Regions from separate parts of the Homo sapiens genome. Here region 1 is linked to region 2. Evidence: read pairs that join two places in POLR2A ChIA-PET (ENCODE). Cell type or tissue: GM12878. All regions are shown on one strand. Each heading gives the region's core, and the rest is flanking DNA. Links, peaks and the distances in the headings are about the cores only. Region 1 has its middle 34 kb from the start of SMOC1. Region 2 overlaps SYNJ2BP-COX16 (SYNJ2BP-COX16 readthrough).

The links. ChIA-PET counts read pairs that join two places held together with the same protein. Peaks named below come from ENCODE experiments on the same cell type or tissue, not always from the same donor. Only the 100,000 strongest peaks of a DNase experiment are listed, where the experiment ranks them.
Region 1: POLR2A ChIA-PET joins it to region 2 with 6 read pairs; 2 of 35 experiments call an interaction of 5 or more read pairs at or near these places.

Annotation. Positions count from the first base shown.
Region 1 is chr14:69,844,284-69,847,203 of GRCh38, forward strand. No RefSeq gene overlaps it. Among named protein-coding and RNA genes, the nearest start is that of SMOC1, 34 kb to the right of the region's middle. In GM12878, for the core only: no CTCF peak of the experiment used is centred there; a DNase peak (open chromatin) is centred at 1,100.
Region 2 is chr14:70,393,523-70,396,442 of GRCh38, forward strand. The region is part of intron 1 of SYNJ2BP-COX16 (SYNJ2BP-COX16 readthrough); the gene reads right to left. All of the region lies in intron 1 of SYNJ2BP (synaptojanin 2 binding protein), which reads right to left. Among named protein-coding and RNA genes, the nearest start is that of SYNJ2BP, 22 kb to the right of the region's middle. In GM12878, for the core only: no CTCF peak of the experiment used is centred there; no DNase peak of the experiment used is centred there.

The DNA.
Region 1 (2,920 bases), core at 100-2,599, 550 kb before region 2:
GGATACTGGGTCCCCACATCTACTGTCGGCCAAGAGCCCTGGGCCAGGCTGCGTGTCCCTGCAGGGAGTGCTCCCACCTGGCAATGCCAAGCTCATCCTGAACACCCATGGGGGCTCAGCCCTGGGAGCAGGCAGTGTGAACTGGCTCAGAAGAGGAAAAAGTCAAGTTGGCACTAGAAAATCTCATGCATAAGCCAAGAAAAAATAACATCCAGATGCAAACTGAACCCACTACCTTGAATCTGTGTTTTCTTCAGATCCCAGTTCAGTCTCTCCTGCTGGCTTGTTTTTATTTTCTGTTTAGAGGGAGAGATTATTTCTTTTTTCCCTGCAGTGTTTAGGCACTTGAAGTAAAGTTAAAAGCTTAAGTGACTTTCCCATCAAAGGAAGGTTAATGGTAACCTGGATTTAAAAAGTGGGGTGAGACCAGGCCTAGTGGCTCACTCCTGTAATCTCAGCACATTGGGAGGCTGAGGCAGGCAGATTACTTGAGGCCAGGAGTTTGAGACCAGCCTGGCCAACATGGTGAAACCTTGTCTCTACTAAAAATACAAAAAAATTAGCCAGATGTTGTGGTGCACACCTGTAGTTCCAGTTACTAGGGAGGCTGTGGCAGAAGAATCACTTGAACCTGGGAGACAGAGGTTGCAGTGAGCTGAGATTGCGCCACTGCACTCTAGCCTGGGCGACAGAGCGAGACTCTGTCTCGAAAACAAAACAAAACAACAACAACAACAAAAACAACAACAAAAAACTGGGGTGAGAAGCTGGGTATTAAGTACTATCTGTATTTTGGGGTCATTTTCCTATTTTAGTTCTTAATAATGGTTTCTAGTATAGTTCTGGATCCACAGCCTGGGATCAGATTCCAGCTCAATCATTTGCCAGTTGTGTGACTTTGGGAACATTTACTTAAGCCCTCTCTGCCTCATTCTCCTCACCTGTGAAATGGGGATAATAATACCTAGAACATGGCACTGTGGTGGGGATCAGATGGGTTCATGCATGCACTTGCTTTGGAGAGTGTCTGGCTCATAGCCAGCATGACCATATATTACTACAACAGGGGTTTCCCTAACCCTTCCTGCTTCAGTCGTGGAGCTCTTTGGGGGAGCCCTCTGGGTTTTCTGCTCTATTGGTCCTTGTCTAGGCTGTCAGATCAGTTTCTTGGGTTCTCATGACGAAGCCCTAAAGAGAGGTCTTGATAGTTTTGCAATTCACTCTTCCTGCTCTTTCACCTGCCATGCTTTAGCTCCAGAGCCAGACTTGAACAGTGGTTCCTCTATGCTGCCATTTCTTGAATCAGATTTAAAAATTGATGGATATAGAGTAGCTAACAAGTTTGGCAAGTAAGGATATTAAAGAGTCATCATCAGCATTTCATATATGGACATACTAGTACTATAAGTGTTGAAGCGGGTATTGGACGTCGATTATTTTTTGCCACCCGACATCCATTCACCTGCTTCAGGTGACAGCCCCCAATTTTTTGGTGCATCCATTGCTCCCTCACAATCAGGCCCCAACTTAGAGCTGAAGCAGGTGGCAGGTGGAAGCCAGTCAGGGCTTCTCATTCCTCTGGCTCCAGTAATTGAGTATGTGGCTCAGCCAGAAGCAGTGAGGCACACAGAGTCTGGCAGAAATTCTGGGAAAGACACGGCGGCTCCCTCCTGCTGAACTCTAACCAGAGAGGATGTAGTGGTGAAGGTGCTGCTGCCGGGCTGCTGTCACATGGAGCCTGAGGCAGCACGGAGGCAGGCAGAGTCAAACAATGAGGTCATCTGAACTCGAAGTCCAACCACCCTTGAAGCCCCTGGCTTTTTTTTTTTAAAGAAACTTTTTGTTTTATAATAGTTTTAGATTTACAAGAAATTGTGAAAATATTAGAGTTCCCAGACTCCATACCCACTTTCTCCTAATATATATATATATATATATATATATATTTTTTTTTTTTTTTTTTTTTTTTGAGACAGAGTCTTGCTCTGTCACTCAGAATGGAGTACAGTGGTGTGATCTCAGCTCACTGCAACCTCCACCTCCCGGGCTCAAGCGATCCTCCCACCTCAGCTTCCTGAGTAGCTGGGACTAATGGTGTGTGCTACCATGCCTGGCTAAATTTTGTATATTTTGTAGAGACCGGGTTTCGCCACGTTGCCCAGGCTGGTCTCGAACTCCTGAGCTCAAGCAGCCTGCCTGCCTCAGCCTCCCAAAGTGCTGGGATTATATGCATGAGCCACTGTGCTCAGCCCTATTATTAATATCTTATATCAGCATGGCACATTCATCACAATTAATGAGCTGATATTGGTACATTATAATGAAATGAAGTCCATATTTCATTCAGGCTTTCTTAGTTTTCCCCTAATGCCCTTTTCTGACTCAGGATCCCATCTAGGACACCATGTTACATTTAATCCTTATGTCTCCATAGGCTTCTCTTGGCTGTGATGGTTTCTCAGACTTTTCTTGTTTTTGGTGACCTTGACAGTTTTGAGGAGTCCTGGTCAGGTATTTTGTAGAATGCTCCTCAACTGGGATTTTCTGATGTTTTTCTCACAATTAGACTGGGTTATATGTTTTTGGAGGAAGGCCACAAAGTGCCACTCTCATGACGTATCGAGGGTCCCTCTTGTCCACATGACTTATCACTGTCGATGTTGACCTTGATCACCTGGCGAAGGCAGGGCTTGTCAGGTTTCAGCATCATGAATGCATTCTTTTTATGGCTCTTTTCATCCTTTCCATGCTGCGGTTTATTTTATTTTTATTTATTTTTATTTTTTATTTTTTGTATTTTTAGTAGACAGGGGTTTCACTGTGTTGGCCAGGCTGGTCTCAAACTCCTGACCCCAAGTGATCTGCCTGCCTCAGCCTCCCAAAGTGCTGGGATTACAGGCATGAGCCACCGTGCCCAGCT
Region 2 (2,920 bases), core at 272-2,771:
TTTACAATAGCAAAGACTTGGAACCAACCCAAATGCCCATCAACAATAGACTGGATAAAGAAAATTGGCACATATATATCATGGAATACTATGCAGCCATAAAAAAGAATGAGTTCATGTCCTTTGCAGGGATATGGATGAAGCTGGAAACCATCATCCTCAGCAAACTAACACAGAAACAGAAAACCAAACACTGCATGTTCTCACTCACATAAGTGGGAGCCGAACAATGAGAACACATGGACACAGGGAGGGGAACATCATACACCAGGGCCTGTCAGGGGGTGGGGGGTAAGGGGAGGGAGAGCATTAGGACAAATACCTAATGCATGCGGAGCTTAAAACCTAGATAACGGGTTGATAGTGCAGGAAACCACCATGGCACATGTATACCTATGTAACAAACCTGCACGTTCAGCACATGTATCTCAGAACTTAAAATTAAAAAAAAAAAAAAAGATTTGAAACCAAAGGAAAAAAAAAAGATCCTTAATAATATATTCTTAGTTTTTCATTAACTCACAGGAAAAGTCTGACCACCCATGAGACAGAAACCTATTACAGCTATTTACAAGGTAACCAGGCTTGTAAAAATATAAAAATGTAAAAAAAAAGAAACATGGAGTTTTAAAATGTAATGTTCATATTCATAACACAACACCTCCCTATAAATAAAAACATACACACAAATATTAACTATTTACAAAAATGCATGCATATTTAAAGAAATATAAAGACACATTAGAGTGGGTACTTATGGGGAGAAAGATACAGGATAGAGTTTAGGTATGAAGGGTGAAAAAAGAACCTGAGAGGAACATACTGATGATAACAGTGTACTTTGGAGCTAAAGGGTATAATTAATTCAGCTCTTAGCATTTAAGGTCCAAAAGGAGTTGAGGGGAGAGGCAGGAAGAAAAAAGACTGGGATTCAACTTTTTTTTTTTTTTTTTTAGTGAATGAATGAAGAGCTTAGTGAGCTCTGGTTATAATGTGCCAACAAATTTTAAAATATGGCAAGATTAAAATGGGTTGCTGGGTGTCTATTTTGCAGTCTAAATGCAAAATAGTAAAGGTAGCATAAGAATGACACCACTATAGGATTAAGAGAGAAAGAAAGTGTGCCTAATAGAAGAACCTTGGAAAGTTAAACAAGAAATCCCTTCTTTTGAACTCCTGACTATAGGTCTGGACCCTAAGCCTGTTTAAAAGAGCAATGGCAGAAGCAACAGCTAATGTTTACCAAGACCTTATTATGTACCAAATAATATGCTATGTACTTTATATATATTATCTCATTTAATCTTCTTGACAAACACAAGTACTCATTTTTCAAAGAGTTTAAAAGGTGAGGCATGGACAGGTTAAGCAACTTTACAAAAATGTCACACAGCTCTTTGCAAAGCCAAGACTTAAGTCAGGCTGTGTGATTCCAAAGCATGAATTTTTAACCATTTTGCTACAATACATCTTTGCAGAAAATATAAACTGCTTTAAGAAAAAAAGTCTTCTAAGCATTGCTGGCTATCTTAGGAGCTAACTGGTCTCCAGGCTGGCTCTGAACAAGCAATGCTGGGATAATGGTTGTAGAACAATCTCCAAGGGTAATATATTCTAGAGGAAGAATTCACCACTATAGAGTTTTGTAACTGTTGTCAAGGTTCCTATTATTTACCTTCAGACCAGAAAAGGAAAAGCCCTTCATTTCATTCAGATTCTTATCTACAAAATCTAAAAGTTATAAAGTAAATGACCAGTGTTAACCTGTTATTCTAGAAATAACAATTCTGGACATAATTAAAATGAAACAAAATAGTTCATTAACACCAAGGATTATAGCCACTTGTTGAGTTATGAAGACTAGAGTAACAAACACCCTATTTTCCCTTTTCTTTCCCAAGATCAATCCGACTAATTTTCTCCCAGACATCAATCAAACTCCATTGGATACACAACCCCCCTGTCTGTCTTTTATGAAGACTAGAGTAACAAACACCCTATTTTCCCTTTTCTTTCCCAAGATCAATCCGACTAATTTTCTCCCAGACATCAATCAAACTCCATTGGATACACAACCCCCCTGTCTGTCTTTATCTATATCATGGTAAAATAAACTTAACATAAAATTTAACATTTTACCCATTTTTAAATGTATAATTCAGTGGCATTAAGTACCTTCACAATGTCGTATAATCATCACCACCACCTATATCTGGAACTTTTTATTCAAATAAAAACTCTATACCCACTAAAAAATAGCTCCTTATTCTCCCCTCCCCCAAACTCTGACACCATCTATTATACTTTCTGTCTATATTAATTTGTGTATTCTAGGTACCCCATATAAGTAGAATCACACAATATTTGTTATTCTGTGTCTTGTTTATATTGCTTAGCATAATGTCTTCAAGGTTCATTCACATTGCAGCACATTTCAGAATTTCATTCTTTTTTTTAAGGCTGAATTATAATCTTTTGTATGTACATACCACATTTTATTTACCTATTCATCTGGCAGAGGATATCTGTGTTGTTTCCACATTTGGCGGCTGTGAACACTGGTGTACAAATATCTGTTTTGAGTTCCTTCCTGCAATTCTTTTTTTTATTTTTTGAGATGGAGTCTTGCTCTGTCGCCCAGGCTGACCAGCAGTGGCGCGATCTCCGCTCACTGAAAGCTCCGCCTCCCAGGTTCACTCATTCTCCTGCCTCAGCCTCCTGAGTAACTGGGATTACAAGCGCCTGCCACCACGCCTGGCTAATTTTTGGTATTTTTAGTAGAGACAGGGTTTCACCATGTTAGCCAGGATGGTCTCCATCTCCTGACCTCATGATCTGCCCGCCTCAGCCTCCCAAAGTGCTGGGATTACAGGCATGACCCACCGCGCCCGGTCCCTTCTTGCAATTCTTTTGGGTATAT